Regions from separate parts of the Mus musculus genome. Here regions 1 and 3 are each linked to region 2. The links are chromatin loops, found by intact Hi-C in ENCODE. Cell type or tissue: left cerebral cortex. All regions are shown on one strand.

What was found. Hi-C counts contacts between places; a loop is a spot of excess contacts. Peaks named below come from ENCODE experiments on the same cell type or tissue, not always from the same donor. Only the 100,000 strongest peaks of a DNase experiment are listed, where the experiment ranks them.
Region 1: it touches region 2 in a loop (2.5-fold over the local background); 2 of 42 quality-filtered maps call a loop at or near these places.
Region 3: it touches region 2 in a loop (4-fold over the local background); 7 of 42 quality-filtered maps call a loop at or near these places.

Annotation. Positions count from the first base shown.
Region 1 is chr8:96,251,071-96,259,070 of GRCm38, forward strand. No RefSeq gene overlaps it. Among named protein-coding and RNA genes, the nearest start is that of Gm32005, 54 kb to the right of the region's middle. In left cerebral cortex, no CTCF peak of the experiment used is centred here; DNase peaks (open chromatin) are centred at 4,977 and 5,417.
Region 2 is chr8:96,148,530-96,156,529 of GRCm38, forward strand. No RefSeq gene overlaps it. Among named protein-coding and RNA genes, the nearest start is that of Gm31892, 150 kb to the left of the region's middle. In left cerebral cortex, a CTCF peak has its summit at 4,514 (motif pointing right); DNase peaks (open chromatin) are centred at 1,790, 2,742, 3,773, 4,148 and 1 more place; H3K4me3 peaks cover 1,406 bases; H3K27ac peaks cover 1,762 bases.
Region 3 is chr8:95,971,906-95,979,905 of GRCm38, forward strand. No RefSeq gene overlaps it. Among named protein-coding and RNA genes, the nearest start is that of Gm31892, 31 kb to the right of the region's middle. In left cerebral cortex, a CTCF peak has its summit at 3,166; a DNase peak (open chromatin) is centred at 3,177.

The DNA of each region.
Region 1 (8,000 bases), 100 kb after region 2:
AAATAAACACTTGATTATATTACTATTTTATGAGATGTGAGTTGATAACAGTTATCTCCTTGAAAATGTGCAACTTGGGGATGGGAAGATGGCTAGCAGACAAGAGTATTTGCTATGAAAGCAAAAGTTCAAATCCCCAGGACTAACATAAAATGTTGATTGTGACTATATGTGCCTGTCTCCCAGTGTTGGTGGGCAGAGACAAGTGGATACTAGGAGGTCTCTGGCTAGACACTCCTGAAGAACTCCTTTGGGTTCAGTAAGAGACTATCTCAACAAGTAATTTTATATGCATATATACTCCTAAATATAACTTGGTCAATCAGTATAAAGTTGTTAGTATGCATGTTCTCAGGACAGTCCATTTGGTATTGGATAAACACTTGGTGTGGTTTTCCTTGGGGAAGATCATTTTTATGACTTACAAGTAACAACAATGAAAAAAAAAAGGGTCCATGAATTTGAAAGAGAACAGTGAAGAGTAGATGGGAAGGTTTGGAGGGAGAAAAGAGAAGGGAGAAATAATATAACTTTAGTATAATTTCAAAAAATAAAAGAAAAATGTCAAAAATACCGTGGAGAGCTGGAGAGGAAGACATATGGTGCAGTCTTTTGGTCTTGTATGCATGTGCATAAGGATATCCCACATGCAGATATGTCATCTGGGAATGGACACCAAGCTTCTCCAGTTTTCATATCAGAACCCCAGACAGTGCCCTTAAAAAAACCCTTAAACACAAATAATTAGAGTCAGAAGAAAGAGAATCTAAAACTGGAAGATAGATGCATGCCAACAGATGTAGAAAACATGATACACATACAAATATGACATGATTACCAAGCACACCTTATTCTCAAACTCCAAACTTCTCTACAGTGGACTTCAAAATCACAGAGATAAATGAATTATTGGACAAAGAATTCAGTTTTATGTTTTAAAAGAAGTAATGACCATATAGAAAACTCAAACAGATGCATGAGCAAAGGGAATATACTTGAGACCTTTAAAAGATAATTTCCAAAATTGAATAAAAATAAATTATGACATAAAAGTCTAAAATATAAACAGAAAATTAAGAAAGGAAATAGAGATACTGAAAGTAAAACCCCCACCTATTTATATCATCAAACATGGAGAAGACAAGCTGGTACCTAACTAGAAACTTTATCTCTCTTGACTGGCATTCGTGGTTCTGGAAGGTACTCTGTAGCCTACCAGATGAAAAAGGTAATTATCAATAGCAGCCAGGTACAAATGCTTTCACCTACAACAGTGACTTGCCTACAAGATATGCTAGTACAACTGTGGCACATTTGTTATAGGACTTAAAGATTACTTTTTAATAAGTTAAAGGCTTGCTTCATGGAAAGGAACCCATACTCGACAATGCTAAATTTGCCAAGAACCTGAGACTGGATAGGTCATGGAACTAGGGGAAATCCTAATCTGGTAGAGGAGCTTAGCAGTAGAATGACTCCTAATGGCATACTGCTATACCCATAAATCAGCGCCTCACTCACCCCTCATCAGAGAAGCTTCTTCTTGCAGTAGATGGGAATTAACACAGAGACCTGCAACTGGACAGTGTTCAGAGTATGAGAGACTTTGGAACACTACGTCTGAAATAGGATGTCTTCATAAAGCCCTCCCCCTCATGATTCAGAGATCTATGTGGAAGGGGAGGTGGACATGATTGTAAGAAGCAGGGGTGATGGAAACAGTGTCTTCTAGGCACAACAGGATCAATACACATATGAACTCACAATGACTGTGCCACACCTAAGACCTGCACAGTTTCAATCTAGAAGGGTCCCAGACCTGAGAAGGGGAGTGGGTATGTAGTCCCATGCCTAACCAAGATTAACAAGGAAACAAAAGAACTCCTAAAACTAATATGAGAGAAAGAAAAAAAAAATCATTGAGCAATCCAAAACACCATCTGACAAATTCCTAGGAAATAACAACTTCCTTTCTATAATCACATTAAATGTAAATGGCTTCACCTTAACCAACAAAATACAGACTGTGTTTAAACATACATCTGTTGTCTCCAAGAAACACTTGGTTAGCAAAGACATCTAAAAATTGCATATCAAACTATGGAGTCAAGCTACCTACCAAACAGAAATTATTAACAAGTAGTAACCACTATCTTTACATCAGATAAAGCCGACTTCAAATCAAAGCTAATCAGCAGAGATAAAGATGGACACTCCCTGTTAGTAAAGGGCACAATCCATCAAGAAGTTGTAATAATTGCATCATATTTCCATTATGTATTTCTTTCCTTGATTGATAGCATTGGTAAAGACCTGCAGGATGAGGTGGATGATCATGACAGTGGACTGGACATCCTTGTACAACTCATCCTTAAAGGTTTCCTCTTGATGGTCTGTATAATTGTCAGGAAGGTTTTTTTCCTGTTTCTGCTTGGTTGAGAGTTATTTACTTGAATGGATCTTGACTTTTGTCAAATGCATTTTAAGGAAATATTTCACTTCCTGAAAAGGAGTACCTTTTGAACAAAACTTATTGAGGACCTTAAGTGAAAAATAAACCAAACCAACAAACCAATGAACCAAAGAACTAACCAACCAACCAACCAACCAACCAACCAACCAACCAACCAACTAACCAGCCAACCAACCATACACCCAAGAATTACTCTGATCCAGACTGCCAGAAATATGAAATACATAGTTTCTACATTTTCAACCTCTGATTTGTTGATTATTATCCTGTACAGTTTAAGCTTGTAGATGACTGAAGTAATGACTTAGTGCTTAAGAATGACTCCCAGCCCTGACATCATGTGTCTTACAAACAGCTATAACTCCAGCCTTGGAAGATGGATTCCCTCTTCTGGTCTCTTTAGGGCACCTACACACACATACATACATACCAATAAAAAATAAATCTTCAAAGTAATATTTAAAATTCCATTCATGACAACTAGTTTTACTTTCCACTGTGTTTTGGGAATGGGCAAAGCACTTGGTGGCCAGCGTATCATTTAGTCCTAATGAGATCTCTGCAAAAGTGTTTTTATTTATTTATTTATTTTTTTGGCAAAAATGCAAGTAAGAGTATGAACACAGAAGACTGACTGTCAGGGCTTATATTTCAGCTCTATCACTTTCTAGCTAAATGGCCATGAGCAAAACATAGCCTCGCTCAATCCTCTGCTTTATGTGTAAAATAGGAAATGTGCAGCAGGCTAGAACTTTGGTCTTTAGTGCAAAGCTATTCAGCATTTGCTGTGGGTTGCATGAGTATGTCTGGTGGTCCCTGTGTCTTAGGTGGCAGTGTGGGAAATGGAGCACTAGGCCATTTTGAGTTGGAACCGTAGGGGAAGCCCTTAGGGAATGTCCTTAAAGGAGACTGTAGGATCCTGGCTTTAATCTCACTGCTTCGTTTTGAGCATTCATTCCACATGTTTCCACCACGGTGTACTGGCCCCAGGAGAGACACAAACAATGGTTTCTGACTGATTTTGGACTAGAACATCCAGAACCATGAGCCAATGCAATCCTCTATTTATATGCAAGTAGCCCATGTCAAGTATTTAGTTATAGTGATACAAGGCTGATTGAAACTGTGATGCGTAGGCTATGATTTTGGGTGCACTGAAAATACTTCATCCAAGTTAGATGTCCTTGTTTCTCAGATAAGGAAGAAGGGTACAGGAATAGTATGTAACTAGAATGCCACCAGGATTAGAGTCAAGGCACAGCTGTTTTCAAAATGACCCCCCTTCAGTATGCTTCTATTATTCATATGTTGCTTAGAGAGTGTGTGTTTTGCAAATATGTAAGTATAGCCATCCATTCCAGTTTTTGCATATTCTCTCAAAGTAATTATTAATGGTGGTCTTTGGGGTCTCATGATTATTTACTTACGTTAGATGATAAGCTGTACAATCTCTTCACTAATAACCCACATTTAAATTTATGGTTTTCTCTCAAATTATTTCTATTTCTAAATTATTTCTAAATTTTCCCATGGCCTAACCCTTCCCCATCTCTGTCCTCTCTCTTCTCTCTCCAGTTTATTGTGGTTTATCAAGAAGTTTCATTCTGTGATGTTATGATGTGATAGAATTTGTATCTGAGACATTGAACACAATTCAGCAACTTGGTTTGTTCAGAGTAAACACACGGTACAACCATGATCTTGTCTTATACTGGTACAAGTTCAAACCTGTTTCTGGCCAAAGTTCCATGACACTTCCCTTTGAATACACTGATAAATCAGCTCATCTTGTTGAAATGAAGTTGGGCTACCTATAAGATACTATTTGCAGTTAAAATTAGAAAAATACAATCATAAAAATGTAGAGCCTATTAATGGTTTCAAGGTACAATTCTTTAGGGGTGAATAACTCGGGAAATGGAAAGTTAAAAGCTATAACAATTTTTTAACAAAGGAAATTTTCACAAGCAGAATTTAGCTCATATCTGACAACATTTTCTCAGTAAATATATAGGTGAATGCGTATTGGTCCTTTATAAATATCTTCACTGTGAAAAAATGTACTCTTCCCTTGTTTCCACCTTTAAACATGTAGTATGTGAGTGTTATGTGAAGAAAGAGCCTGTGCATATGTCATAATTAAAGCACTCGCATAAACTCCAAATGAGATTCAAGGTGCATCTCTGTTCCTACTGCAGAGCTTCAGGAACTCAGATTCAAGCACTTTTATTTTTGTTCTCTTGAGAGCCTCTGCTGTCCGCACCTTTGCATTTCCTTATAGCCAGCATTTGATTTACAATGTTATTTCAGTTTCGAGATAGTTAATTGCTTTTGTACCACATTTTATGAACACATTTTTTTTCCTCTCAGTTGTCATTGGAGGCCAAACCATAAGCAATGTGTTTAGCCTTCTGCTCACCCAATCATATTCAGACTTAAAAAAAATAGACTTTCATCTAAAGAAATTCCCTGTGGAGTAGGAAACACAGCTGTTTTATCCAACTAGGCAGCCCGCAGAGAGAGACTATTTTCCTTCAGGGGAAAGGACACTCAGGTTTTGAGAATCTAGGTACTGTACCGTTGGGGAAAAGAGCTGAAAAGAAAATAGACCATCGTTTCCGATTCTATTGTGCAGAGTCTAAAAAACCTCTTTGTTCACACTCAATGTCCTCCTCTTTCTTGCTCAGTCTTTAGTCTTTTAAAATTCTACCCTTAACTAAATGGGTAAGCTGCAAAAAAAGATTAAACTTAAAAATATACCAGGAATACAGAATGAAGAGGGGTGATTGATCTTTGAGTAGGTATCCAACAGTGCAATGAAATTCTCAAGCAGGCTCCTTTTTATTTCAAAATGGGTTTGATTCAGAGGGATTTTATAGCTGCTAAATCATGCAGTTGGCAGAGACTGTGCGTGCTTCTCACAGTTACTTTCAAAGATGTCAAATTTGGCAAAGGCAGTAGAAATACTGGGATTTTCTGAGCTTGCTTCCCTCCACCCCCTTCTTGTAGAAAATGCTTTAAAAATCCAGCATGCTTAGAAGCAATAGCGTACTCCAGAAGTGTACAGAATTGCAGGTTTCACAGAAAGAAACCTCAGGCAGCGGGACTATACACTTTGGCAAAAGCCTGGCATTCGATGCTCGACACTGGAGAAAGCTCCCTTTGGATTATTGGTGGAGCTGGGTTCAGCATCAGAGCCTTTGGAGCTAAGAAGCTGCTCTTCTCTATCAGGACAGCTGCTGAAGAGAATTCTTAGCTCACCCAGAAGGAAGCAGGTCTGAGCAACACCTTTGGGTTGGTTGAATACAGACTCTCAGCCACAGAGCCATATAGGGTTGGTACCATGAGCATGGCTAGGATTTTAAATGCCCGTCTGTCACCAACAGCTCCCTAAGTGACTCACAAGTCATTTCCAAGACATGGCTATACTATATATAAACAGAGATAATAGACTAGTTTATCTGGCTGTCAAAAGACTGAATGTGGCTTGCTTAGGATAGAGACATGGTGAGTGATCAATAAAAACCATTGTAATTATCAGCTTTATGAAGTTCAATAAATGCCATCCAAGATCAATTCAGAAAAAGGGACTATTTTTCATAAAGCTTATATTTATTTTCAAAATACAGATGATGTAACCGTCCACTATATTTTTGATATCTCATTTCACTGTTATGTGTGGGAGAAAGTGGTATCCACTCTCTGTGGGTTATTAGATACTGCTCTTCTATTGATCATAATCAGGTTGCTATCTCTTCTCTGGACATAGAAATTAATAGTTATATCTATTTTGCTTCTAGATTCCAGCATAGTTCTTTTGATGGAATAAAACACACTATACAGAGTAGGCCACCAAAATAACTGAAGGGTGCACTGAACTGACTCAGGTAATCTGCCAAGAAATTGCTCTCTTACCCACAGCAAACCATTTGCAAATCTACCCCATAATCCTTGGACATCTGTAGTTCAAACAAGCCTTGGTTATAAGGAAGGAAATCACCCATGGTGGCACAATTCTAATAGTATCTATTTATGACATCAAGATCTCTTTAAATACAAATTGTCAAAAATGTTCCTAGCCATGTGCTAATCTCTGTGGCAAATGTTTTTTAATATTTGATTTTTTTATTTTATTAGATATTTACTTTATTTACATTTCAAATGCTATCCCAAAAATTCCCTATGCCCTCTCCTGGCCCTGCTCCCCTACCTACCCACTCCCACTTCTTGGCCCTAGTGTTCCCCTGTACTCAGGCATATAAAGTTTGCAAGACCAATGGGCCTCTCTTTCCACTGATGGCTGACTAGGCCATCTTCTGATACATATGCAGCTAGAGACACGAGCTCTGGGGGTACTGGTTAGTTCATATTGTTGTTCCACCTATAGGGTTGCAGACCCCTTCAGCTCCTTGGGTACTTTTTCTAGCTCCTCCATTGGGGGCCCTGTGTTCCATCCTATAGATGTCTGTGAGCATTCACTTCTGTATTTGCCAGGCACTGGCATAGCCTCACAGGAGACAGCTATATCAGGGTTCCTTAATCAAAATCTTGTTGGCATATGCAATAGTAACTGGGTTTGGTGGCTGATTATGGGATGGATCCCTGGGTGGGGTAGTCTCTGGATAGTCCATCCTTTTTTTTTTAATCATGTATTTTCCTCAATTACATTTCCAATGCTATCCCAAAAGTCCCCCATACCCTCCCCCCCACTCCCCTACCCACCCATTCCCACTTTTTGGCCCTGGTGTTCCCCTGTACTGGGACATATAAAGTTTGCGTGTCCAATGGGCCTCTCTTTCCAGTGATGGCCGACTAGGACATCTTTTGTACATATGCAGCTAGAGTCAAGAGCTCTGGGGTACTGGTTAGTTCATAATGTTGTTGCACCTACAGGGTTGCAGATCTCTTTAGCTCCTTGGATACTTTCTCTAGCTCCTCCATTTGGGGGCCCTGGGATCCATCCATTAGCTGACTGTGAGCATCCACTTCTGTGTTTGCTAGGCCCCGGCCTAGTCTCACAAGAGACAGCTATATCAGGGTCCTTTCAGCAAACGATTGCTAGTGTATGCAATGGTGTCAGCGTTTGGAGGCTAATTATGGGATGGATCCCTGGATATGGCAGTCTCTAGATGGTCCATCCTTTTGTCTCAGCTCCAAACTTTGTATCTGTAACTCCTTCCATGGGTGATTGTTTCCAATTCTAAGAAGGGGCAAAGTGTCCACACTTTGGTCTTCGTTCTTCTTCAGTTTCATGTGTTTTACAAATTGTCTCTTATATGTCGGGCATACTAAGTTTCTGGGCTAATATCCACCTATCAGTGAGTACATATCATTTGAGTTCTTTTGTGATTGTGTTAACTCACTCAGGATGATGCCCTCCAGCTCCAACCATTTGCCTAGGAATTTCATAAATTCATTCTTTTTAATAGCTGAGTAGTACTCCATTGTGCAAATGTACCACATTTTTTGTATCCATTCCTCTGTTGAGGGGCATCTGGGTTTTTTCCAGCTTCTGGATATTATAAAT
Region 2 (8,000 bases):
ACAATAAAAGGACTTCTGGGGGAATCAGCATCCCTGACATCAAGCTGTACTACAGAGCAATTGTGATAAAAACTTCATGGTACTTGTACAGTGACAGACAGGTAGATCAATGGAATATAATTGAAGACCCAGTAATGAACTCACACACCTATAGTCACTTGATCTTTGACAAAAGAGCTAAAACCATCCAATAGAATAAAACGACAGCATTTTCAACAAATGGTGTTGGTTCAACTGGCCGTTAGCATGCAGAAGAATGCAAATTGATCCATTAGTATCTCCTTGTACAAAGCTCAAGCCCAAGTGAATCAAGGAACTCCACATAAAACCAGATATCCTGAAACTAATAGAAAAGAAAGTGGGGAGCCAGGCATGGTGGCACAAGCCTTTAATCCCAGCACTCGGGAGGCAGAGGCAGAGGCAGAGGCAGAGGCAGAGGCAGAGGCAGAGGCAGAGGCAGAGGCAGAGGCAGAGGCAGAGGCAGAGGCAGAGGCAGAGGCAGAGGCAGAGGCAGAGGCAGAGGCAGAGGCAGAGGCAGAGGCAGAGGCAGAGGCAGAGGCAGAGGCAGAGGTAGGCTGATTTCTGAGTTCGAGGCTAGCCTGGTCTCCAATGTGAGTTCCAGGACAGCCAGGGCTTTACAGAAAAACCCTGTCTCAAAAAACAAAACAAACCAAACAAACAAACAAACAAACAAACAAACAAAAAAGAAAGTGGGGAAGAGCCTCAAGCACATGGGCACAGGGGAAAATTTCCTGAACAGAACACGAACAGCTTATGCTTTAAGATCAAGAATTGACAAATGGGACCTCATACAATTACAAAGCTTCTGTAAGGCAAAGGACACTGTCAATAGGACAAAAAGGCAGCGGACAGATTGGGAAAAGATCTTTACCAGCACTATATTAGCCCACTAGAGGGCTAATATCCAATACATACAAAGAACCCAAGAAGTTAGACTCCAGAGAACCAAATAACCCTATTAAAAATGGGGTACAGAGCTAAACAAAGAATTCTCAACAAAGGAATGGCTGAGAAGCACCTAAAGAAATGTTCAACATCCTTAGTCATCAGGAAAATGCAAATCAAAACAACCCTGAGATTCCACCTCACTCCAGTCAGAATGATTAAGATCAAGAACTCATGTGACAGCAGATGCTGGCAAGGATGTGGAGGAAGAGGAACACTCCTCCACTGGTGGTGGGATTGCATGCTGATACAACTCTGGAAATCAGTTTGGTGGTTCCTCAGAAAATTGGACATAGTACTACTGGAGGACCCAGCTAAACCACTCCTGAGCATATACCCAAAAGATGCTCCAACATATAACAAGGGTATATGCTCTACTGTGTTCATAGCAGCCTTATTTATAATAGCAAGAAGCTGGAAAGAACCCAACAGAGAAATGTCCCTCAACAGAGAAATGGTACATTTATACAATGGAATACTACACAGCTACTAAAAACAATGAATTCATGAAATTCATAGGCAAATGGATGGGAGTAGAAAATATCATCCTGAGTGAGGTAACCCAATTCCAAAAGAACACACATGATATGCATTCACTGATAAGTGGGTATTAGCTCAGAACCCAGAATTCCCAAGATACAATTCACAGACCAAATGAAGCCCAAGAAGAAGGAAGTTCCTTCTTAGAAGGAGGAACAAAATATTTATGCGAGGAGATACAGAGATAGAGTTTGGAGCAGAGACTGAAGCACAGACCATCAAGAGACTGCCCCAGCTGGGGATCCATCCCACATACAGTAACAAACCCAGACACTATTGTGGATGCCAACAAAAGCTTGGTGACAGAAGCCTGATATAGCTGTCTCCTGAGAGGCTCTGCCCATGCCTGACAAATACAGAGGGAGATGCTCATAGTCAACCAATGGACTGAACAAAGGGTCCCCAATGGAAGAGCTAGAGAAAGGACCCAAGGAGCTGAAGGGGTTTGCAGCCCCAAAGGAGGAACAATATGAACTAACCAGTACCCCCAGAGTTTCCAGGGACTATACCACCAACCAAAGAGTACACATGGAGGGACCTATGGCTCCAGTTGGATATGTAGCAGAGGATAGCATTGTTGGACATCAATGGGAGGAGAGGCCCTTGGTCCTGAGAAGGCTCCATGTCCAGTGTTGGGGAATGCCAGGACAGGGAATCGGGAATGGGTGGGTTGGTGAGCAGGGATGGGGGGGCGGGATGAGATAGGGGGTTTCGGAAGGGAAACCAGGAAAGGAGATAACGTTTGAAATTTAAATAAGGAAAACATCTAATAATAAAAAAAAGAAATAAAAAGAGAGACAGGAAACAAATCAATCCTTTGGTGGCCCGTGTTTACTGCTTTGAGAGAGCATGCTGGACACTGTATGGGAGAAGAAAGCCGACGGGCAGCCAAGGCCCTGTGTTGAGTTGAGAAGACTGAGGTGCTGAAGATGTGCGGGTTCTCTACAGAGAATCTCAGAGTGGAGAGTACTTACCAGTGACGCTCATCAGCGTGTGGGAGATCGCACAAGTCCACTCAGACCGTGTGTGGGCGGCACTCAGGTATTGTGTAGGGGAAAGCACACGTTTTTTACTCTGATCACGAGTTTCTGAGGGAGGCCACTTGAAGACTCGTGTTGTCATCTTTTCCTGACCACTCTGAGGCAGACTCATTAGGGAGACGAAGCAGGTCGCTAGAGATAAGAAGGCGGCCGACGCTGGTATCAAATGTTGGCGAGCAAGCAAATCCGATAAGGACTCCAGCTTGGCAGGCTGCTGGCAGGAAACAGATTGCCACCTCAAATGGGGGTGGTTTGAGGTGAGGAGTCTTACTGAATAAAGAGACTTAGCCAAAGTGTAGGCAGGCCGAGGGGACTCCACGACACGGTGCTTTTTAAAAGCCTCGGATAGAGGAGGGTGGCGATGAGGCTGGCTACCAGTGGCAAGAGTTGGAAGAGGAGCAGTTACAGAACGCAGCACGAGGAAGCTTTGTGGAGACCAGCTGAGGGACTCTATTTTTAAAATCTAAATTTTCAATCGGCACAGTAACTGTACATGCATTTGAGGTATAGTGTGATATTTCAATGCATGCTTATGATGCATAAGGATCATATCAGGGAAACTGACAAATCCTTACCTCAAACACCTGTTATTTAAAAATCTTAGCTAGTAATTATTAACTAGAGTTACCCTGCTGTGTTGCCACACATTAGTAGCTTCTCCAACCCCGTACCTGTTAACCATCCCTCTCCACCTCGCCCTGCCCTTTCCTCCCCAGTCTCTGTAGCCACCATCCTCTGAGATGAACTATCTCCCTTTGCGTATATCAGTATGGCAACTATTTTTCTGCACCTGTTTATTTCACTTAATGTCCTTTAGACTCATCCAGGGCATAGACAGAAAAATGACAGGATTTCGTTCTATATTTTTTCCTCAATGAAAAGCTCTCTCTTTGCATGAAAGGACTCTGCTCTGCTTTGACTAACCCCAGTTGGAAACAAGGTAGTAAGCTGATATGATTCGTTTAGATTGGGATCTACAAACGGGGCATCTTGGAGGAGACTCGGGAGTGGGTCGGAAGAGGGTGAGCACAGAGACTGCCAAACCCAATTGGCTGCTGGAGATTACCACGAAAGATCACCGGACAGCTTCCGAGGCAGCAGTGACTTTGAGGGTGGGTTGCAGAAAGTGAAACAAGGCTAGGTGGGGGCTACCGTGAAACAGAGAGTCTGGAGGAGTGTCTGGGAGTACATTTTGGGTGGTATGTATGAGTCAAGCTGGCAGCTGCCCTTCACGGTTCCATGGTGAGCTATAGAAAACCACAGGCTCAGAATAGTTTCCTGATTTCCTAAGAGCGCTATGTAATTTTCCAGAGTGCTGGGGATGACAAAGATAGATCCAAGTAACAGGCACAAATGAGGACCAGCGTGTAAGAGAATGTGGGTTCTCCTCTATAGTCCGTGAAACGCATAGACAATTTCTACACTGGGAATTGTGACTGTTCGCCCATGTGTCTATGTTTCCCGTGTGAAAGCAGGAATTGGTGTTTACCCAGCTTCCTATCCCTACAATAAGTACCAGGGAGAGTAAGTTACAAAGATAGCAAGCTTGTTTTGAGTCACTCATTTGGAGGTTTCAGGCTATGATGGGTAGGTAGGCTCCTCATTTTGGGGCAGGCAGCACTTCATGGTGGGAGCAAACATTGGGGAAACTGCCAAAAATGAGAGACAGTGAGGAACTGATTTTATTTCCATCTCGATGTTACTTTTTTTGTGTCTGAGACAGTGCTACCTTGTAGCAAGCTTGCAGTGATCCTTCTGCCTGTCTCACGTGTGCTGGATTACAAACGGGCGGGTATTCTGTCTCCAATTTGATATTAAAACATTCTGTTGAATTTATGATTATGCTAAATATATTTCTCTTGTTTAAGAAATATTCTTAGCCTTATTTATTTTCATTTCATTTTTGCATCGCATGGATGTTTGGCTCCCTTGTATGTCAGTGCACCGCATGCATGCAGTACTTATAATGGCCAGAAGAGGGCACCAGATACCGTGATATTGGCGTTACAGCCCGGTGTGAGCCTCCAAGCAGGTGTTGAGTATCAAACCAGGGCCATCTGGAGGAGCTGCAAAGCTCCTAGCTCTTGGGCCGTTTCTCCAGCTCCATTCAGTACTATTTTCCAACCCTTTGATTTTTTTGACAGTGTCTATCTCTCTGTGACATTATATTACTTGAAATAAATTTTTGTTTACTAACAAAACACAAATATGAAGTCCCATACTAGTAAATTAATCTGGATGACAAATCAGTAAACCTAGAAATTCAAGGTTCTCAGAAGAAGGTGAAATTAGAATCTCAAAGATGTGGCCTGGCAAGTCCAGGGTGGGTTTTGCAACTCCCCTCTCTACAGACAGAAGCACATAGAGAAGAAATTAATCCATTTAAAATAAAAGAGGGCTGGAGAGTTGACTCAGCACTTAAGAACATTGTTGCTTTTGACCTGGGTTCTGTTCCCAGCACCTATATCAGCTAGCATCTTACAAACTGTTTGTAATTCCAGTGGATTTGACACCCCTTTTGGCCTTCTTGGGCACCTGTATGCATATGGTACAAACCCCCAAAACCCAACAACACCTCAGAGTTATTAAATCAAATTGAGCTTAGTATTTCTTGATTTTCCTGGCTTGTGTTAACTGTCTGTGATGCTTAATATTGATTGTCAATATTAACCTATTAACAGGCTCTGGACTTGACTATGATACAAAGTCTCTGATCACACTTGTGAGAGATTATCTAGATGAGGATAGCCTTGGTACTGCTGCAGAGGAAGCATCTAGATTAAGCTCATTGTGGTAGGAAGACAAATCCTAAAGGTGGGCGGCGCCATTCCTTGGGCTTGGGTCCTGACTGCAGAGTCAATGCCTCCAGCCCCTGTGCTAGGATTTCACTGCTAGGGTGGGCTGTGCCCTTGGGCTGTGAGCCCAAGATAGCCCCTTTCTCCCTTAACTTGTTTTTGTCAGGGCATTTATTACATCGATAGGATAAGTAACGAATGCACTCTTTTTCCAAATCATTTAAATGACTAAAATCGGGTTAGTAGGCATAGCTGTGAATCAAAAGCAGCTTTTCCTGCTTCTGGAGTATGCGTGCTTCATAAAATATGGCCTCTCCCATGCCAAGACTCAGCAACAGTTCAGTTCTTTAGGAGCAGCTCTAGTGTCATGCTTACAGTAGATTGACTAAAGTATCCGTTTTTGCATAACTCCTGGAAGAGCTGAAGTGGTATGATTCTTGATTTTGCAGATATTAATCACAGCGATCCTTCATGTTGTAAGGGGTCTAGGAAGACTTTGTAATCCTAACCAGCTCATTTAATGCTTTGCTTTTTATTAAAACATTCATACTTATGTTTTTGGCTACTCAAATTATTTTATTTTGAATATGTTACTTTTGGGTGTGTGGGAGATGCTGTTTAAGTAAAGGCTGCCTCCCATAATATTCTGAGGGCTAGACATTCAATCTTATGTATTTAAAATTAAATCTTCAAACCCAACACAATGGTTACTTTCTCATATACTTTATCGAAAGTGATAATAGTGGATGGATTTTTTTCCCCACGAGCTGTGCTTATTTCCTACAAAATATCAGGCTTCCATTTCATTAAATTTAGCATTTTTTTTAAAAAAGAAATAATATGATGGTATTGAAAGAAAGGAAATAAAATTCTTAGAAAGATCTCACAAAAGTATTAATAGATGAGATTTGAATAAGGCTGATCAAATGCTGGGGTGGATGCTTTTTTTGTGATTGCCTACATTGTCTGGAAACTGTTCAGGAGAACAAAGGGTTTTATGGATGAAAGACTGGTATGAAGAAACATGAATGTCAACTCAGGCTCTGAGAGACAGTCTGCTAATGAAATATTCTAAAAGTCATTTTCAAGGTGGTTGAAAGTTCTCACTGATGTGCACCAATGCTTTTGATAATTTTTTTTTATATATCAAATAATTACGGAAGTGTTGGCTCTGGGGACAGAGAAAATAACATTGCACCCAAATATTGTGGAAGGCTGATGCCTTGCACTTCCTCTCTGTGATGGAAATGAGCAGGCGTCTGATAACAACACGCTGGTAGTAAGTTTCTTGCATCTTACCTGAGAAAAAAAATAACTTTTCTCTGCTCTCTAGGTTATGATGATTACCTTTGATCTGCGATTTCTTACCTTAATGGTTAGGTTTTTGTGTGAAGTCTAAAACGGAGATTATTATCTTTAAAAGTTGAACTTTCCCTGCAATATTTGCACCCAACCAATGGGCAGAAGCAGCTGAACCCTGTTGTTGAATTAAGGAAGGTTGAAAGACACCAAGGAGAAGGGCAACCCTGTAGGAGGACCAGCAGCCTCAATTAATCTGGACCCCTGAGATCTCTCATACACTGGACCACCAAACAGACAGCATACACAAGCTGATATGAGGCCCCTAACACACATACAGTAGATGACTGCCATGTCTGTGTTCATTCAGAGATGATGCACATAACCCTCAAGAGACTGGAGGCCCCAGGGAGTTTGGAGGTCAGGTGGGGTGGGGGATGGGGACATCCACGTGGAGGTAGGGGAGTGGGGAGGAGGTGTGGCATGTGGAACAGTTGGAGGGTGGATTGGGGTAGGGGGATATAATATGGAGTGTAAAAAAGTAAATTAATTAAAATAAAAAGCAAAAAAGCATTTCCTTCAAATGATGTTTTTTTCCTAATGTTCTGTAAACATAATATGAGGATTACTGTTAAACCATGTTTGCAATAAATACAATTAGCCATATTTAATATAAAGATACTTTGAGAATTTGGAAAAAAAATTTGAACTTTCCCTAAACATCTTTGAGTGAACATTCCTGGAAAATGTAAGAAGTAACACCTTTCTCTCACAGGCCCTCTGCTCTATTAACATACATACTTTCCAGTGACTCATGTCCTCCCTTCAACACTACAAACACGCTAGCATACATGCATGCGCACACGCATGGACCTTGACATGGATTTATAATTGGATGGATCTTTGCACGCAGATGCCCTTGGAATCTCTCTGCATCAAATTTTGTGGCTTCAATTTTAGACATACAAGGGATGATGATGACTGTCTTTTAGGAAAGCCGATGATGTCTCACGCAGAGAAGCCCTAATAAAGAGTAACAAGGGTTCTTAGAATGTGATCTAGCTAATGGAAGCATGGCTCATTAGATTTTGTTCTTATTTATTAATAAACAGTCCATATCACATTGACCATAGGACATTTACCTTCTGCCTGTCACAATCTCAAATGACTGACTAAACTGCAATGGTCAGACTATAATGTCAAACTCTGTCCCTTTGGCCCTGGATATGGCTTGGTATAAAAAAGGCAAATAGTATCTTACAGGTACACTCTGTTGCCACTGTATTTTGTATTTCTATAATGCAGATTTAGTTCCATGCATTACTAATACAAACCCAGGTAAGAAATTTGTGTTTGTATA
Region 3 (8,000 bases), 180 kb before region 2:
AACAGCCTCTAAGGCAATGATACAATAGTGTCTTTGAGCATGGACGGTCATATCGTCTTCAGGAAAACATGATTCTCCCAATTCTCACATGGGGTTGTGTTTGGAACTAAAATATGAGATCTGGAGATTTCAGGCAAGGACCTTCTAGGTGCGTTGTTAGAAAAGTCCTAAGATGTTACTGGACACCTAAGGCACAAAAACTTGACAGGAATCCCAAGTATGGCAGGATAATAGCACAGAACTGGAGAATTGGAGGAACAGTCAAAGGGACAATTCATGTTTACATAGCAGATTCACTTCATAGCAAGGTGTATGTGTGTGTGTGTGTGTGTGCATGAGCAACTTACAAGGGATCTCATGAATTTGAAGCTCCTTATTTCATTTATATAAAGTTACAAAAAAGATAGACAAAGAAATGTGTGATGGGAGGAGTAATCACAGCTGTGTTTTAGTTGCCCTCGTCAGGGAAATCTGACAGACTCACAGAGGGGCTTGAGCGCTGGGACAGAGCAGTGCTGCGTTGATAAGGCACTGGTTATGCGGAGGTACTCAGCTGGCAGAGCTCCATCAATGTGTGCAGTTACGGCTTGTGCACTCTTCTGTGTGTTATCCATCAATAAAAAGTTAAAAGAAGCTAATCCGACCTCCTCTAACAACTCCCTCCAACCCCACCAAAACCCAAGGACGATGACGAAGATGAAGACATTTCAGAGACAGTGTCCCAGGGGACACTGAGTAGGAGCAAGACAATGGTTAGTGGATACAATGCTGTTGTTCCTGCAGTGCCCTTCTGCAGGAGACTACAAAGTTTCCATCCATTTCTGAGTCAGGTGAACACTAGGAGAAAGGAGCAGTGTGGACTTTTAATTTTTTCACCTTCTTCCTGCCTGCTCACCAGGAAGGGGTAAAGTCTGCAATTGGCCTTGAAATGGACCCTTTGTTTCTATTGGAGGGGAGGGTTTCAGGAACTGCTTGTAACTGTTCGAGGCATCATTTAAGTAATTGTGTGAACCCTGACCCTGAACCCTGACTGTTGTTAAGAGTTATCCCCAGTCCTGTCCCTGTTACTCTGGGCAAAAGATGGATGTTCCACTCTCTTCGTCCCTTTGTTTCTAGCAGGTTCAATACATCTTTTTTTGTGTTAGGTATGTTCAAAGGGGACAAAAACTACTTTTTCTTACCCTTAACATAAACTCAAAACGACATAGGATGTGTGGGACTTAAATGGGACGGATTATTTCATAGACCACTATAAGACATTCTTCTAACTCTCTCTTTCTCTCTTCTTCCCTCCTTCCCTCCCTCCCTCTTTTCTCTGCCTCTCTATCTCTCTGTGTTTCTGTCTGTCTGTGTGTCTGTCTGTCTGTCTGTCTCTCTCTATGTGTGTGTGTGTGTGTGCTCCCGCTAGGTGTTGAACCCTGGACCTTGTGCCTGTGAGGCAAGTGCTGAACCACTAAGCTACTAAACAACCATTACTTGTGGTGAAACAGATATAGCAGAAAACTTATCCTCTTAGGTATTTTATTATTTTTATTGCCTTTATTTTCTTTTTTCATCGTAGGTATTTTTAAGCATACAGTTCAGTAGTGTTAAATTATCCTCTCTCTGTTGGGCAATCCGTCTCTGGAACTTCTGTTTTTTGCAAATCTGTAACTCATTTTCGTAAATCTGTTCCCATTAAACACTCCCCTTTGTGTATTGTCCCTGGAAACCCCCATTTAACCGTATTTCTTTGAGCTTTTTATCATCCTGGATGCCTCATATAGGCGGGACCACCTAATAAATAAAGCTTTGTTTTAACTCTCCACCCTGAGCCAAGGCTATGATTTAGCATACTTTTGCTCATTGGCTGAGCTTAGAAAGCTGACTGGCCATGCTGTAAGTCAGAGCAGAAAGCATACAAGATCAAAACCATATGTGAAACCGAGTGTGATTATCGGGTGGCTCTTTGTCATCAGGCTTTTGCTGTGTGAATGACATCTTTTTGATTCTTTGGCTGACAACAAACAGGAGAAGCAGGGATTGGAAAAGCAGACACCACAGCCAGAGGACATGAAGGCATTGGGGGTGGGAAGAGGCTCTTCCGTATGCATAGGGAACCCTGGGCACCTTTCATATGTCCTCTGACTTGAATCTTCCTATTGGTGTAATAAAGCTGTTTATTGAGGGGCTTGCTTTACAGCGAGGAGACTGGGACAGGAAGAGTGGATGGTCTTGCCCAAGATCCAGCCCGACATTGATGAGAAGCAGCAGTGGCTTTTGGCTTTATTTTGTTCTACCATTCTTTCTGCCATGAAGAGGTGGCTGTGGTAATACACCCAGGGCACACATGATCCATATAGCATTAAGTTAGGCTGATTGATGATTATAATGCTCCACATCTATTTGATGTTAGAAATAAGGCATAAAATCAGATTATCAGAAATATGCCCCCATTCTCCCCAGGCTTGGGGCTGTCCTCCCACAGAGGCTTCCGAAACTGCAGTAAAGAAGATGCTGGGATGCGGGAGGTCTGCACGTGCACAAACAGCACATGTTGGGATATCATATTGCAACGTTTTCCTCCCAGGAGATGAAGATCAGGGGTCATTTCACAGAAGCCCATAATGACCCACCTAAGAATGTGTTCTCAATTTGGTAAGCAACTGGGGTGCGGGGTTGAAGAACCTTGATTGAAGGTGATCAGACCTGAGCTTTTAGAAAAATCAATGCATACATTAGAAGGTGAAGCCCTGAATGTAAGCACTCTCTCTCTCTCTCTCCATGCTACTAAAATTGGAACGGCTTTATTGCCTCTCTGCATCCCCTTGACCTTTTCTCAATACCAATTGGGAAACCTACTGTTATTTAACATTTAATACCAGGCATTCTTTTTCCTTGAAGATGTCTGGATAGTAAGGCTGAGATCTCAAACTTTTGTGTGTGCGCTACTGAAGACATTTTAACTCTGTAAGTCGGAGTAGTACTTCCGTGACAGGTGAAATGTAGAATCCCACAGGCTATTTCTTTGTCGATCTTTTTTCCTTAGGTGGCTTTTCAACAGGTTGAAATAAAAACGATGTTGCAATGAAATCATATATAAAATGCACATTATATCTATAATAGGATTTTCCAAAAGATTCTGCACCATGGGCAACGTTCTTTCTTATATTCTCCTTCCTGACGCTAGAGGTCACTCAGACCCTGTCTTTAACTTATTTTCCCACTGTTCATCTTTTAAGTGATGTCTGAATTTCTGTGGTGGACTTGTGTTTTTCTTTATGAATAATACAGTTCCCCTCTCTTAACCTGCTAATGTTAGTTTGTAACATCCCCTATTACACTGATAGTTTAATTGACAAATTAACTTGTGTTAGTTTGCCAGATACTAGCTAGCACAAGGCAGATTTTTCTTCATCACCTCAGTGGTTGATGTCAGCAATACAGAGGGCAGGTGGATTGGATGCAGAATGATTTTAATTTCAGAAAAATCGATGTGATAAACCACAGTGTTCAGACTGCACTTTTTCAAATGTTATATATTCAGTCATATAAAGTCTGCTTGATTTTCAAAATATATCTTATGCACTTTTTATGTATACTCAAATATTAATATATTCTTTTCATTAATTAGGTTGTCTATTCAGTTGTCACTTTTGGCATTTTTGGGATAGGGTCTTACTATATACTGTAGAAGGTAGTGATAGAAATTTACTGTGTAGCCCAGGTTGTCCTTGAATTTATGACCCTTCTGCTTCAGGCTCCTGATCACTGAGATTATAAGTATGCATTACAACAATCAGCCCTTTACTGATATTTTATTAAATATATGGCACATAGTAATTGAAGAGAACACAGAAGTGAGTGGTAGTAAAAACAGGTTAATAAACTTCTGCCTGAACTCTAATATGTTGTAATGGTAAAAATGAATTTACTTGGCTGGTTGTGATACATGTAATTCTAGGACTTGGAAGGCTGAGGCAGGAGAATCATAACTTCAAGGCCAATCTGAGCTGTCCAGTGAGAACACATCTCAGGGGAAAGAGAAGTACAAGAAAAGACTTGAGTTTACTTAATTATTTTAAGTCAGTCAACTCTAGAAGGAGTACTGGAAACTTTCTCTTCTTGGATTTCCACGTAGCTAGCACTTAAATGGATTGGAGAAAAATGTATTTTCTGACCACTCTTGCCTGTGTGCTTTCTAAAGTCCTCCCACCGAATTGCCTGGCAAACTAACTAAACATCTTTGCAAGATTTTCAGAGTACTTCAAGGTAAATGATTGCGTTCCTAGTAAGCTTTCAAACTGTTATGTCAGAGAAACGCTCCTTTGTTTTCTTCTCCTTTCCCGTACAGTCCCGAATGGCATACTCCAGTGTGACTCAGGGCCAGCTGCAGAGCATCTAGACACACATTTTTACCCCATGTCTTCAGAGCTTCTGACCATAAGTGATGGCGTGAAGCTCAGCAAGGTTGATTCTTAATGGTTTCCCAGACGGTGCATAAGTACAAGCTGCTGTTATGGAGAGCAGGGCACCACATCTGGAGTTGGGACTTTCTACTTCTGGCTTTAGTTTTACACATATAAAGGCGGACACATATTTTCACCATATGTGATATCAATATTCCATAGGTTTGATGATAACTCCATGATGGTCATTAAAAAGCAACTACAAACTATCACGTGTGAGAGTTGTTTTGTTCTAGTTCTCCTCATTCCATTCTCCACTGTTCGGCATTCCTAGAAGATGCCATGTTCTCCCACGGTTCTCTGCTGTATATGCTCTGCTCCAGATCCCCTTTCCCCATGGGTTAAGTTGCTAACTACTCTTTCTTCTTCACTTTCCAGTTCTACAGTTATAACTTTGAAGCTTCACCTATCACACTCCAACACCTCTGAGTGGAGCTGGCTATTCCTTGTAAGAACGTCTCTTATTACCTTGGACATAGTACCTTCATTCTATTACAGGGCTCTTACTGGCTCTTTAGCTAGCTGTTGCTCTCACTGGAGACTGAGTCTTGCTCAACACTGTAACCCTTTGCACATCTCATACAAAGCCAGGACTCAATAAATGTGGGGCATGACTATATCCATATATTCATAGATATTTACTATACCCATATATTCATAGATATTTCCCCTTTTAGGTTATGATCTTATAAATAGATATATTCGTTATTTTTGTTTTTAAATAAACATTTATCATGTTATAAGAGAATTTTAATGAATATTAAATCATTCAAGAATGAAATGGTTAGAATGAAAACAAAAAAAACCCTTATATTTTTCCTAAAGTGTCCCTAAGTTCTAAGTTCAACTCTTTGTGTTTTTGCATTGTTCAGTTGCTATTATTGGACATGATTTCAATAACATTTAACATGTAGAAGTGCATTTCGTCCAGGGACAGTACTATACACATTTCAGGGATTTTTTTTTTTTTTGGTTGCAATTCTTCCAATGACCTACGATGTAAGTTTTATGTTGTTGGCATTTTACAGAAGCAGATTCTGAGTTTTGACTGAGCAAGGTCATATATTTAGCAATAAATGTGGGACTCACACTTATTATATTATTCTATGAAAAACAGTTTCAAGCCGAAAAGGCCTTTAACCAGTGGAGTCGAGTTGCCTAACGCAATGTATACTGTATGGAGACATTAGTGAAAGCAGAAGACAATGAATGCCCTTGTCCCAGAAACAAGATATCTGGAGTTGTCCTAAGATAGGCTAACTTTGTGAAGGTTTTTCTTGTGTGCTACAACTTTGCAGCAGACACATACATCACATGTCCTTGGTAGAACTCAGGCCACCATAATAACTTCCCTGTCAGGCTGTGAAAAAAAACCCCAAAAAACCAGAAAAACAAAAACCCTCAGGCTGAAAGGAGGCAGTTCCTGATGGATGAATTGAGTCCTTCATGTTTCTAGGGACCTGGGTCTTCAAAGCCAAGAGTTTGCAGGTTAGTTTTACAGGTGGGCAAGTGTGCAGGTGTGCAGGTGTGCAGGTGGGCAGGTGAGCAGGTGGGCAGGTGTGCAGGTGTGCAGGTGGGCATGTGGGCAGGTGTGCAGGTGTGCAGGTGTGCAGGTGGGCAGGTGGGCAGGTGGGAGTATTTACTGACCTTGTCTCAGGGTCTGTCATAGTTTTGTGTACTAACAGTTTATCCAAGCATCAAGGATCATCGTTACAGTTTTGTTTTATATGGTATAGTATCCATGGCCAGTTTAACTTGGCTTCTAGGTTTCAGTAACTAACTAGCAACAAGTGAGAGATGCATCACTTTACCAGAAGCAACTTTAGCCTAGACTCTTAGGCTCTTTAGCCTAGGCATTTATAATTATGAGTCTTAGACCACATACAAGCAGCACATATTCTCTACTACTTAAACTTGACCCTGAGTCAAAGACTTGAGTTTGGGTGCCATGGACTAAATGAAATGTTATTTAGAGGTGGACTATTTGTGAGGCAACTAAAGTTAGATTAGACCACGAAACTGTGGTTCATAAAATTCATACTTTTATAGAAGGAGGAAGGAGCAAGAGCTCTTTTCTGTTTTTTTTTTTTTTTTTTTTTTGTCCTGGAGTACATACCTGGGGGTGAGGGGAGCTGTAAATAGACCAAAAAGAGGGTTGACAAGAACCAAACAACACTTGCCTCAGACTTCTAGACTCTGCAGTTGAGAGGGTAAATGCCACTGTCTTTTATATTATAGCAGACTAAACTAAGACATAGCGGGTTTATTTTGGAGGTGACTATAGAAAATGTAAGTGTGAGAATAAGGAGAGGGAGAGATGGAGGGATGGAGTGACTGAGTGAGGGAGAAGGAGAGGAGAGAGGGAGAGAGGGAGAGGGAGCGAGAGAGTGAGAGAGCGAGAGCAAGCGAGAGAGAGAGAGCAGCTATTGCTGAGTTACTTACTGCTTAGAATTGTCTCAATGTGCTGGAGATGTATCCTATTGATAGGTCACTTGATGAAGATGTGAAAGGCCTTGGGTTTGAGCTTAGCATATGTGCTGGTTAGGTTTATTTATTTATTTATTTTGTCAACTTGATACAAACTCAGGTCATCTGGTAAGAGAGAAGCACAATTAAGAAGATTGGCTTGTAGGTAAGTCTGTGGAGGCACCTTTTGATTAATGATTGTTATGAGAGCATCCAGCCCACTGTGCGAGTGTCACCACTGGGCAGCAGGTGTACCTGGGTGGCATAAGAAGGTCATTGAGACTAAACCAGTACTCAGTGTTTCTCTATGCCTGCAGATCCATGCCTTGATTTCTACACTGACTTCCCTTCACAATGGTCTATTAGCTATAAAATAAAGTAACCTTTCTTCCCATCAAATTGCTGGCCACGATGGTTTACCACAGCAATAGAAAGCAAAGGAAGACTGTGTGGCAGGAAAAGGTATGTCCCCTTGGCATACAGGGAAGCTGAGACATTTAGACATAGACTTTTGTCCTGACAAGGATGGCAACTATCTTGGGGCTTTGGAGCTGCCTCGTTTCTGTGTTATGTGCTCTTGTTGTGGTGTTTCGCACCTTTTGAGACAAGAGTCCAGAGAGGCACCACGGAGCTGTCCACTACCCTAGTACTGAAGTTAGGCGGGTGGTAATGTTCACCGCAGTTGTCTGATTCTGACAACCAAAAGGGTTTCTTAGAAAAAGAACAGTCAAGATGATGACACAGCTGATGCTCCACAGTCTCTTTTGTGTTTTGGTATGCATTTTTGTCTGTTTTGGGAGGTGACAACTACATCAACCGAGATATCCAGCTTTTCCCTTTTTTTCTTAAAAATACATTATATGGAATTCTCAAGGAATTAAATAACATTATTAAAAATTGTCAGGATATCAATTTCTGGAGAGGTTAAAAAGAACTACAAAGGTGATCTAGAACTTTAGCTTTGATTTTCTTTAGACATGTATTGTTTACTACATGACCCAGACCAAATGAATATCAAACTTTTGAGTTCAAGCAATCTGTCTGCTCTGGCTTGACCTCAGGTATGGGCTGCCAAGCCCGATTAAA